2 separate regions of the Homo sapiens genome follow, and region 1 is linked to region 2. A link is a contact called in ENCODE Hi-C or POLR2A ChIA-PET data. All regions are on one chromosome and are shown on one strand. Each heading gives the region's core, a stretch centred on a gene start or an enhancer-like site at or near the end of the contact. The rest is flanking DNA. Distances are from core to core; before and after follow the strand shown. Region 1 overlaps SPTBN4 (spectrin beta, non-erythrocytic 4). Region 2 holds the start of SHKBP1 (SH3KBP1 binding protein 1).

Evidence for each region. Hi-C counts contacts between places; a loop is a spot of excess contacts on that map. ChIA-PET counts read pairs that join two places held with the same protein, here RNA polymerase II (POLR2A). Pooled maps may share reads with other maps.
Region 1: a map of ascending aorta shows a loop between it and region 2 (2.0-fold over the local background). The contact joins the enhancer-like site here to the promoter of SHKBP1 in region 2. A Hi-C loop is called at or near these places in 7 of 168 maps with a recorded cell type or tissue (GM11168, aorta, ascending aorta and 4 more), 6 of 37 single-sample maps with no recorded cell type and 16 of 50 pooled maps. POLR2A ChIA-PET finds 5 or more read pairs at or near these places in 19 of 52 experiments (A549, AG04450, B cell and 16 more).

Annotation. Positions count from the first base shown.
Region 1 is chr19:40,538,447-40,544,002 of GRCh38, forward strand. All of the region lies in intron 20 of SPTBN4 (spectrin beta, non-erythrocytic 4), which reads left to right. Among named protein-coding and RNA genes, the nearest start is that of SHKBP1, 36 kb to the right of the region's middle. Within about 2 kb of position 2,950, at least 7 of the 41 ENCODE cell types and tissues checked have a DNase peak (open chromatin) inside an H3K27ac peak, as active enhancers do; they include ascending aorta, where a contact is called at or near this core.
Region 2 is chr19:40,571,952-40,578,206 of GRCh38, forward strand. It overlaps SHKBP1 (SH3KBP1 binding protein 1), which reads left to right and starts at 4,922. Exons shown (of 18, transcript NM_138392.4): 1 at 4,922-5,034; 2 at 5,280-5,333; 3 at 5,445-5,490; 4 at 5,606-5,679; 5 at 6,203-6,255. The coding sequence starts at 4,949. It overlaps SPTBN4 (spectrin beta, non-erythrocytic 4), which reads left to right. Exons shown (of 36, transcript NM_020971.3): 34 at 68-241; 35 at 387-429; 36 at 3,460-4,513. The coding sequence ends at 3,618. RefSeq lists silencers at 4,311-4,400, 4,751-4,930, 4,951-5,020.

The DNA.
Region 1 (5,556 bases), core at 1,700-4,199, 35 kb before region 2:
GCAGGGAAGAGCTGGGGAGATAATACCCCAGACTCACTTTCCTCTGGGCTTCCCTTTGTCAGCCAGGGCTGGCTTCATGGGTGTTTGCCCGTGCAGTGACACAGGGCTCCATGCTTGGTTTAATGCCCTACTATTGATGTCTTGAATTTTTTTGTTTTTGAGGCAGTTTCTACCTCTGTCACCCAGGCTGAAGTGCAATGGCGTGATCATGGCTCACTGCAGCCTTGAACTCCTGGACTCAAGTGAACCTGTCACCTCAGCCTCCTGAGTAGCTGGGACTACAAGCGTGTGCCACCACGCCCAGATAATTTTTGTAGTATTTTATAGAGACGGGGGCCTCACTGTGTTGCCCAGGCTGGTCTCAAACTCCTGGCCTCAAGTGATCCTCCTACGTTAGTCTCCCAAAGTGCTGGGATTACAGGGGTGAAGCACTGCCCCTGGATAAAATTCTTAATAAATATTTGAACAAGGGACCTTGTGTTTTCATTTTGCACTGAAAAGTATAAGCCATGTTTGAGGCCAACCCACATGGAAGCCAGAGGACAGGAGGGCTGGTCCATGCAGGTCAGTCCTGCACAGGGCAGGGTGAAGAAGCTTGGACTATGGGTCTCAAGATCCCGGGCTGAAGCATCCATCCACCTCGGCCTCCCAAAGTGCTGGGATCACAGGCGTGAGCCACTGCCCCAGCCTATTGCTAGGATTCATAATTATCTTGCAGTGATTACTAATTCTTCCCCAGCAGTGTTTTGCAGTGGCTGAAGGCACAGACTTGGGACTCCAGCAGGTCTGGTTCTGAGTCACAGCTCTCCCACTTGCTGCCTTCGTCTCTCCCTCTGAGCCTTGGATGCCTTCTCCTTGCAATGGGAAGGACCTCAATGCTCACCCCCTGGTGGATAGCAGGAGTGTGGGAAGCAGCAGAGCATCTCAGTGAAGGGCATGGATGCTGGCGCTGGGCTGCCTGGGTCAAGCCCTGGCTCTGTGCCTTATCACCTGGATAGCCCAAGGAGGTTACTTTTCTCTCCATGCTTCAGTTTCTTTTTCTTTTTTTAAGAGGGAGTCTCACTCTGTTGCCCAGGCTGGAGTGCAGTGGCAGGACCTCGGCTCACTGCAACCTCCGCCTCCTGGCTTCAAGTGATTCTCCTGCCTCAGCGTCCTCCTGAGTAGCTGGGATTACAGGCACCTGCCACCACGCCTGGCTAATTTTTGTATTTTTAGTAGAGACGGGGTTTCACCATGTTGGCCAGGCTGGTCTCAAACTCCTGACCTCAAGTGATCCACCCACCTCCGCCTCCCAAAGTGCTGGGATTACAGGCATGAGCCACCGCGCCTGGCTGTGCCTCATTTTCTTCTTCAGTAAAATGGGCATAATGATATTTCTGACCTCATAAGGACATTGTGAAGGTGAAAAGACATAATGCATTAAGTGGTTTCAGAACTGCTGACCCAACAAATCTAAGATTCAGTATTTATTCACAGGTCTTTAATTTTTTTTTTTTTAGACCAAGTTTTGTTCTTGTCACCCAGGCTGGAGCGCAGTGGCACAATCTCGGCTCACTGCAACCCTCTGCCTCCTGGGTTCAAGTGATTCTCCTGCCTCAGCCTCCCGAGTAGCTGGGACTATAGGCACCCGCCACCATACCCGGCTAATTTTTGTATTTTTAGTAGAGATGGGGTTTCGCCATGTTGTCCAGGCTGGTCCCAAACTCCTGACCTCAAGTGATCCGCCCGCCTCGGCCTCCCAAAGTGCTGGGATAATAGGCATGAACCACCGTGCCTGGCCAGTCTTTAATTTTAACTGTCATAAAACTGAGAGCATATCACCATCACTCTACTGTTTTCAAAAGCTAGTTGTTTCACCTTCCCTTTGGTTGTTACTTATGTGATACACGGTTACTTCATTTGTTTTTGTTCATATTCCATTTGGGGCATTTACCCCTCTCCATGCTGCTTTTTAATTTTAATTTATTTTTATTTTTTGATAGATGGGGTCTCACTATGTTACCCAGGCTGGTCACAAACTCCTGGGCTCAAACAGTCCTCCTGCCTTAGCCCCTCAAAGTGCTGGGATTATTCGCGTGAGCCACTGCACCTGGCCCCAAAACACATTTTAAAAAAGCAACATGGATGATTGGGCACAGTGGCTCATGCCTGTAATCCCAGCACTTTGTGAGGCCAAGGCAGGAGGATCGCTTGAGCCCAGGTGTTCCAGACCAGCCTGGGCAACATAGCGAGATTCACATGCCTGTGTTCCCAGCTACTCAGAAGGCTGAAGTGGGAGGATCACTTGAGCCCAGGAGGTTGAAGCTGCAGTGAGCTGTGATCGTGTCACTGCACTCCAATCTGGTCGACAGAGTGAGACCCCCATCTCAAAAAAAAAAAAAAAAAAAAAAAAAAGAAAAGTAATTTGGAGGTGGTAAATGAAATATTTATATAGTGTTAAAAGTTAGAACCATCTTTAGCTCACTTGCTTTTGCCAAATTGCCTGCCCAGGTCCTTCTGTGGCTGCTCACTCTCTCCCCAGCAGTACACATGAGCTCCTGTTTCCTCTCGTCCTTGCCAACACTTGGTTTTGTCAGACATTTTAGATCTTTCTCAGTCCGATGGCTGGGAAGTGGTATCTCACTGCAGTGTGTGTATTTGTATTTTTTTCCAATGCTACTGGCGAGCTTGACCATCTTTGACCTTCTTTTGTACTATTTAGGTTTTAGAGGAAGGAGTTGGGGCCTCCTGCTTTAGCCAGAGTACAGAGTTAGCTCTTCCCTCCCTGTAGGGGGTTCAGTCTCAACCAAGCCCAGCAAACCATGAGATGGGGGTCCCCATTGTTCAAGGGAGGGGCTGAAGCCCAGAGGAGACAAGGGAGTGGCCCTGGGGTCACACAGTGATGGGTGCCAGAGGCAGGCTCCAGCACGAGACTCCTGGGCCCTTTTCCCAGCAGAGGGAGCCCGAGGCAGGAAGTGACTGTGTGGGCCAGGGCACCCAGACGGAGCCCAGCTGCCCCTCAGGAGCTGCTACTGGGGAAGGGACCTGCCAAGGCCCTGCTGTCCCCTGGGGCATACACAGGAGAGGGGTTGGCTGCCATCCAGCCTGGCACGTTTCCTGGCTGTCCCATCCACCCTTAGGGCACTGGGGCCAGGCTGGGCTGAGGGAGGTACTGGCTCGGGGTCTGAGGGGTGTAGTGGTGTGCAGTGTGTGAGCGATCTGTCCCCCTCAGCCTCTCTCCTGTCCTCCCGTCGCCATCTCTGTGTCTCTCTCTTCCCTTTGTGTCCCTCTCTGTCCTACTCTCTCACTCCCTTCTCTCTGTCTCTTTATTTATTTTGAGACAGAATCTTACTCTGTCACCCAGGCTGGAGTGCAGTGGCGCGATCTTGGCTCACTGCAATCTCCGCCTCCCAGGTTCAAGCGATTCCCCAGCCTCCCCAGTAGCTGGGATTACAGGCACCCGCCACCATGCCTGGCTAATTTTTGTATTTTTTTATTTTTATTTTTTCTTTTTGAGACGGAATCTCACTCTGTCACCCAGGCTGGAGTGCAATGGCACAGTCTCAGCTCGCTGCAACCTCCGCCTCCCGGATTCCAGCGATTCTCCTGCCTCAGCCTCCCAAGTAGTTGTGATTACAGGCGTGAGCCACCACGCCCGGCTAATTTTTGTATTTTTAGTAGAGATGGGGTTTCACCATGTTGGCCAGGTTGGTCTTGAACTCCTGACCTCAGGTGATCTGCCTACCTTGGCCTCCCAAAGTTCTGGGATTACAGGCATGAGCCACCACCCCAGTCTCTCTGTCTCTTTTTATTTGACTTCTCTGTCTCTGCCTCCTTCCCGTGTTCCTCATGTCCTCCTTGTGTCCTCTCCCTCATCCCGTACCACACCCGCTGCTGCAGCAGGCTCTCTGGGACCCCACCTCCCAGGTCCTGGCCACGTGACCCAGAATCCTCTCTCGGGGCCTGTTGCCAAGCTGTGCTTCCTGGCCAAGAAGCCAGATGGTGGAGTCTCAAGTCCTGGCTCCCCAGCCCTCAGGGACCTGGCCAGCTGGTCGGCCTCAGCCACAGGCTCCTGCTTGGAGAGATGGGGGACTGGTCTCCTGCCAGATGAGAAAATGCACTAGAGGCTTTGCAGCTGCCAGGCTCTGTCCCTGGGGACCCCACACTTTTTCCAGGCCCACCCCCACCCTAAGCAAAGCTCTTTCTCTGGCCAAGGAAACACCCTCCTCCCCCCTGTTCTGCTTCTCTGTCCCATGTTTTTGTATCCAGCTCAGCATGGCCTAGGAGAGGAGTGCACATTCAGGGACTATACAGTCCCAGTCCTTGCCTTATTGGGACTCAAGGCAAGGGACCCCATCCTTTCTTTCTTTCCTTTTTTTTTTGTTTTTGTTTTTTTGTTTTTTGAGACAGAGTCTCACTCTGTTGCCCAGGCTGGAGTGCAGTGGCGCGATCTCAGCTAATTATGTCTTCATAATTCACAAATTATGTCTTCAATTTATGAAGGTGCTGGCTCGGGGTCTGAGGGGTGGAGTGATCAGTAACTCAAATTACGTCTTCACAAATCTCCTTGTCTTCATTTCTGAGCACCGCTTTCTTCTGTGTTGGCCTCATGGTCAGGGAGTCCCTGATGTTGGCAGGATGACCCCAGGATGCCCGGCCTACCTCCTCCCAACTTAGGAAGCCCATGGGAAAGAGAGCATCTCTTCTGTGCACACACATTTTCCTGGCGAAAATGGGGAGAGTGGCCGGGCACAGTGGCTCACACCTGTAATCCCACACTTTAGGAGGCCAAGATGGGAGGATTGCTTGAGGCCAGGAGTTGGAGACCCGCCTGGCCAACACAGCGAGACCCCACCTCTACCAAAAAAGAAAAAGTGGGAAGAGTTTTCATTGGCCCATCTAAGGTTACGTGCTCATATCTGACCCAATCTTTATGACCAGGGTGTTTTCAGTGTTCTGCTTGGCCCCACTTGGGTCATGTGATTACCCATGACTCTCTAGGTTTCATTTGCCCTTCAGGAAGCTCAGGACCTGAGAGTGAGTTTTGATGTATTTGGAAGGAGAGGATGGATTTTGGGCAGGCAAAACCAACAACTCTGCACTACAGAACTTTGAATCAAGAAGTCTTGGCTTGGTTCTTGAGTTTGGGGTTTTGTTTTGCAGTCATTTGTGGTAATCTGCTACCACTTAATTTTTTAATTGTTATTTTGTTTTCTTCTCTAGCTTTCCTCCATCTGTTTAGAATTACAAGGGTAATATATGAATATATTCTTTTGGGAAAAAATTTTACTAACCGAGCAGTCTTCAGTAAAACATAAAGTCTCACTCCTATCTGCCTCCCAATCCCACATCCCAAAGAGAGCCTCAGTTATTTGGTGTGCATCCATCTAGACCTCTTTCTGTGCATTTACAAGTGTACCTATATGGATGTTTAATGTTTTTATATTATTTGCTTTTCATGTTTAATTTCAATTTTTGAATAAATAAATTTTCATGGTGAAGACATCAAAACCTCTAGGGAAATCCCATGGGAAAATTATCGCCTTCATCCCTGTTCCCCATTCATTAAGTTCTCAT
Region 2 (6,255 bases), core at 3,672-6,171:
GATGTTAATGAAGAGTTATTAGGCAGAGTGCTGCGGCTCTGCCTTGAGCCCCATCTTGTCGCTCCAGGTCGTGGGTGAGCCTGTACTGTGTGCTTAGTAAGGGGGAACTGGGCTTCTACAAGGACTCCAAGGGCCCGGCATCCGGGAGCACACACGGTGGGGAACCGCTGCTCAGCCTGCACAAGGCCACCAGCGAGGTGGCTAGTGACTACAAGAAAAAGAAGCATGTCTTCAAGCTCCAGTGAGCCCCCCAATGGGCAGGAGGGAGGGATCCAAGGCTCAGCTTCAACTCCCAGTGGGACCCTGGCTTCCCTGGGGGACACTTGGTGGGCAGGTGGGCTGGGCCCCTTCCCCAGATCTCTGAAGTCCTGTGTCCCTTCCTGCAGGACCCAGGATGGCAGTGAGTTTTTGCTCCAGGCAAAAGATGAGGTGAGATCTGGTCCTTTCCTCCCTCTGTGTGGACCTCAGTAATGACCTGGCTGTCTGGCTCCTGACCCAGAGTGATGGGGCTGTGAGAAGGGACACTCACAGGCCAGAGTTATCAGGGCTGTAATGGGAAAGCCCACAGGCACTGAGAGCCCAAAGGAGGTTCCTAACCCAGTGGGGAGTGGGAAGGGCTTCAGGGAGGGCTGCCTGCAGATCCTGATGACAAAGTCCAACATCTTTGCCGTGGTCACTCAGGTGAGACTGGAATGGAGGGAGTTCGCTTTAAAAAGGGGTGATTTGGCCAGGCGCGGTGGCTCACGCTTGTAATCCCAGTACTTTGGGAGGCCAAGACGGGCAGATCACCTGAGGTCAGGAGTTTGAGACCAGCCTGGCCAACATGGTGAAACCCCGTCTCTACTAAAAAATACAAAAATTAACTGGGCATGGTGGCAGGTGCCTTAATCCCAGCTACTTGGGAGGCAGAGGCAGGAGAATCGTTTGAACCTGGAAGGCGGAGGTTGCAGTGAGCTGAGATGGAGCCATTGCACTCAAGCCTGGGGGACAACAGCGAGACTTCCTTCGAAAATAAAATAAAAATAAAAAGGGTGATTCAGAGGGACAGTGGGGGTCTAAAAAAAGGAGTGATTCAGGTTGGGCACCATGGCTCAGGCCTGTAATCCCAGCACTTTGGGAGGCCAAGGCAGGAGACTGCTTGAGCCCAGGACTTCAAGATCAGCCTGGGCAACACGGAAAGATCCCATCTCTATGGGTAATAATAATAATAAATTAGCCGGGAGTGGTGGCACATGCCTGTGGTCCCAGCTACTCAGGAGGCCGAGTGGAAGGATCACCTGAACCAGGGAGGTCAAGGCTACAATGAGCTGTGATTGTACTATGGCACTCCAGGCTGGGTGACAGAGTGAGATTCTGTCTCAAAAACAAGAGGGGGTGGGTGATCTAGGTAGAGGGAACTGCAAGTGCAGAGGACCAGAGGTGCAGTATTGCAAAGGGTTAACTGCTGGAGGGCAGAGTTCATGGAAGAAGGTCCCAGAAAGGTTCCCAGGAGATAGGTGTCTCAGGACAGGATGGGCCATTTGGAGGAGATTGGATTTTTTACCTAAGGGCACTGGAGAGCTAGGGGGGATTACAGTGATGTGTAAAAAAGATTCCTGGCTGGGCGCAGTGGCTTACGCCTGTAATCCCAGCACTTCGGGAGGCCGAGGCGGGTGGATCACCTGAGGTCAGGAGTTTGAGGCCAGCCTGACCAACATGGAGAAACCCCATCTCTTATGGTGCATGCCTGTAATCCCAGCTACTCGGGAGGCTGAGGCAGGAGGATTGCTTGAACCCGGAAGGCAGAGGTTGCAGTGAGCTGAGACAGCGCCATTGCACTCCAGCCTGGGTAACAAGAGCAAAACTCCATCTCAAAAACAAAATAAACAGGCCGGGCATGGTGGCTCACGCCTGTAATCCCAGCATTTTGGGAGGCCGAGGCGGGCAGATCACAAGGTCAGGAGATCGAGACCATCCTGGCTGACACGGTGAAACCCCGTCTCTACTAAAAATACAAAAAAATTAGCTGGGCATGGTGGCGGGCGCCTGTAGTCCCAGCTACTTGGGAGGCTGAGGCAGAAGAATGGCTTGAACCCGGGAGGTGGAGCTTGCAGTGAGCTGAGATTGCGCCACTGCACTCCAGCCTGAGCGACAGAGCGAGACTCCATCTCAAAACAAAACAAACAAACAAAACAAAACAAAACAAAACAAAACAAAAAAAGATTCCTTTGGCTACCTGGGTGGGTAGCCCAGGCCGCGGCCAGGGCAGGGACCCAAGTGGGAGAGCGCATGGCTGGGCCACACAGGCCTGTGGGGAGAGGAGGAAGAGGAGTCTGAGAGAGGCAAGCATAAAGGTGGTTTGAAGAGATGTTGAGAGTAATAACTAACACTTGTTATCTCATTCAATCTTCACAAGATGCAATGAAGAAGTGGGCTTTTTTTTTTTTTGAGACAGAGTTTCTCTCTTGTCACCCAGGCTGGAGTGCCATGGCGCAATCTCAGCTCACTGCAACCTCCACTTCCCGGGTTCAAGCGACTCTCCTGCCTCAGCTACCTGGGTGACTGGGATTACAGGCTTGCGCCACCATGCCCGGCTAATTTATGTATTTTTAGTAGAGACGGGGTTTCTCCATGTTGGTCAGGCTGGTCTCAAACTCCTGACCTCAGGTGATCCACCCGCCTCAGCCTCCCAAAGTGCTGGGATTACAGGCATGAGCCACCACACCCGGCCAGAAGTAGGCCTTTACCCACTACATGCCTTCTTTTACTTATCTGCACAATGAAGATTAAAAATAGTTTCTTGGCCTGGCATGGTGCCTCACACCTGTAATTCCAGCACTTTGGGAGGCTGAGGTGGGCAGATCATTTGAGGTCAGAAGTTCAAGACCAGTGTGGCCAACGTGGCGAAACCCCATCTCTACTAAAAATACAAAAAGTAGCCAGGCATGGTGGCACGTGCCTGTAGTCCCAGACACTCAGGAGACTGAGGCACAAGAATCTCTTGAACCTGGGAGATGGAGGTTGCAGTGAGCTGACATCGAGCCATTGCACTCCAGCCTGGGGGACAGAGCAAGACTCTGTCTCAAAAAAAAAAAAAAAAAAGTCTCTTATCATAGGGTTACTGTGAGAATTAAATTGCTCCATGTTTAATTGATACATGATAAACTGATACTTAGCACAGGGCCTAGTAAATATCAGTGCTCTAGTAGTGCCTGCCCATATTATTATCATTGTTTGTGTCATTTATCTCTGTAGTAGGAAGTATATACAATCCTATTGCATAGGTTTAAGGGAATTAATCCACTAAAGTGTTTGGAACAGAGCCTGGCACATATTGCTATGTAACTGCATCATCATCATCATCCCTTTTTAATAGATGAGAAAACTGAATTTCAGAGAGGGTAGTCTGATCTGAAATTCACCTATTATTCCAGCTTCTCTCTTCCAAATACGGCCTCTGTGCCCTGTTTCTTCCCCCAGGAGGAGATGAACGGCTGGCTGGAGGCTGTAGCTTCCTCGGTGGCGGAACACGCAGAGATCGCCCGCTGGGGCCAGACACTACCCACTACTTCATCCACAGATGAGGGCAACCCTAAGAGGGAAGGCGGAGATCGCAGGGCCAGCGGGCGCAGGAAGTGACTTCCCACCCCCAGGACCTGACACATCTCGTCTCCCCTCTTTTCCGCACTGTGGGCACAAAGACACTTTTTCTTCCGCAGGGGCGGGAGCCCCTAGTTCCAACACTGAGGACGCGTGACATGGTGGGCACCGGAAAGGAGGGGACTTCTCCTGCACCCCAAGAAGTGGTGGGGAGATTGCTGCCCCTATAGCCATATCTCGGCCCCTTCCCACTCACCACCCCCACCCCAGGTGCTGGGGGTCCCTTATTTTTATGCAATAACTGAGCTTGATGGGGGTGGGCAGGGGGCCAGTTGAGCCAAGCCCCCAGCCCCGATCTGCAGATCCTGCCCCAAGAAGCTGGGGTGGTGGGGGCAGTAATTCCTGCCCCCCTCTCTGCCCTAGGGATGGGCACGGGGGCGCTGGTGAGGTCCCCTGGACCATCCAGGGTGCTAGGGGGCAGGGAGGGGACACCCCCTCCCCGCCTTTACCTCACTTCCAATGCTGCCTTGATCTCTGTCTGGGAGGGGGGAGTGAAGGGGCCCTAGCCCCCTGCACTCCGCCGCCTCAGAGCCATGCGGTTAATTCCTGACTTAGTTTATTTTTGCAAAACGTCGATCTCCTCCTCCCCCGCCCCGCATCCGCGAAGGCTTTTAATGGGAGGGGCGTCAAAGCTCAAAACTGTTTTCCTCTCTCCTCCCCCCTCCAGTTGTAAATGCCACTTCATGAGGGGAGGGGCGAGGGGAAGCCCACCCCTGCATGCTTCTGGCTGGAGCACCTCCCTGGGGAGTCGGGGGATTGGGTTGTGGGCAGTCCCCATGGCCGCCTGGAGAAGCCGCTGGGGCCCGGGGGTGTGGGGCGGTGTGGCGGGCGCACACTGTATGTACCTATAATAAACCCTTTGGCTTTGACGGTCTATGGTCCTTTGTTTGGGTTTTCTGGGCTGCGCCCGGGAGGATTGAAAGGAGGGCTGTGGTGGCTGTAGGGGTGGGTGCGGGGTGGGGAGAGGGGCACGGGGGTACCGTGGCTGCGGAGAACATCCAGATGTACCCTTTTATGTGGACTTAATTTCGGGGTCTAAACACACGCCCCTTGACGAGAACCTAGAGGGATGGAGAATATTTCGTTATGCTTCGTAATAAACTTCCCCAAAGGAGACTCCGGGTCCGCCCCGTCAAGTTCAGGAAAGGCGGACCCCTTTAAGGAGGCGGAAAAGTTAACCGCGATGGGCAGGCGCTCTGTCCAATCGCTAGTGACTCCTGGAGTCTCTGGCCCAATGAGCAGCCTATGGAGGCGGGGTCCGGGTGCACACCCGGAAGTGGGTGCGGGCCAGCCGGCTCGCCCGGGGGCCATGGCAGCAGCGGCTACTGCAGCCGAGGGGGTCCCCAGTCGGGGGCCTCCCGGGGAAGTCATTCATCTGAATGTGGGAGGCAAGAGGTGAGTGTGGGAGACTCCTGAGGTCCCATCCTCGGGGGCGGGAAGCGGGGTGGGAGTATCCGCCTCTCCTGGGGGAATCCCTGTCCATCAAGGGTTGCTCCGCCCCCCCCCCCTTTGGAGGCGCGAGATTCTGGAAAAACGCCGGGGGAGGGGGAAGGGGAGGGAACCCTGGATCCTGCGGGAGGGGGACGCATTCCTCACCCGCTCCTCTTCATCTCTTGCGTCCGTTTACCTTCCCCGCCCAGATTCAGTACCTCTCGCCAGACTCTCACCTGGATCCCAGACTCCTTCTTCTCCAGGTGATCGGGAGAGCGAGTTTGGGGCGAGGGTAGGAGGGATGGAGAGGGCGTGGGAGACCTAATATCCACTCCCCCGGCCCGTGACGCCTGCTCGGTGTCCCTTCCCTGCAGTCTTCTGAGCGGACGCATCTCGACGCTGAAAGATGAGACCGGAGCAGTGAGTCGGACAAGAACTGAAATGGGATGGGGGGGAGGGGTTGGTAGGAAGAGGGGCAGGACCCCACTCAGTCCTGCCTTTTACCCCATCCATCCTCTGCCCCCCTTTCCCGCAGATCTTCATCGACAGGGACCCTACAGTCTTCGCCCCCATCCTCAACTTCCTGCGCACCAAAGAGTTGGATCCCAGGTTGGCATGGAAAAAGGGGAGGGAGTCCCTCACTGTCTTCAGTCCCTGAGGAGTTCTTTCACCTCCTCTGAATGTCCACGTGAGCTCCATTCTATTAGAATTCTCATTCAGAACCTTGATCACAGGCCGGGCGCGCCGGGATTGCTCACGCCTGTAATCCCAACACTTTGGGAGGCCGAGGTGGGAGGATCACTTGAGCCCAGGATTTGGAGACTAGCCTGGGCAACATAGCGAGACCCCTTCTCTAAAAAAGCAAACAGGCAAAACTTCATGAGAATCTTGATCATGTTAAAATTTTATGTCCTTCGATTTCTCCCTACACACACACACACACACACACACACACACACACACACACACACTCAACATTTCCTCCACCCATATCATCACTCCTTAGCATCTTTATTCCATCAAAACTTTCTACCCCTTGACATTCTCTGTGCAGTTTTGAAAATTACCCTCTCAGCATTCTCTGTTCACCCCCACACCTAGACCCTGACCTCTAGTCAATTCTACTACCCAGGGGTGTCCACGGTTCCAGCCTCCTCCATGAAGCCCAGTTCTATGGGCTCACTC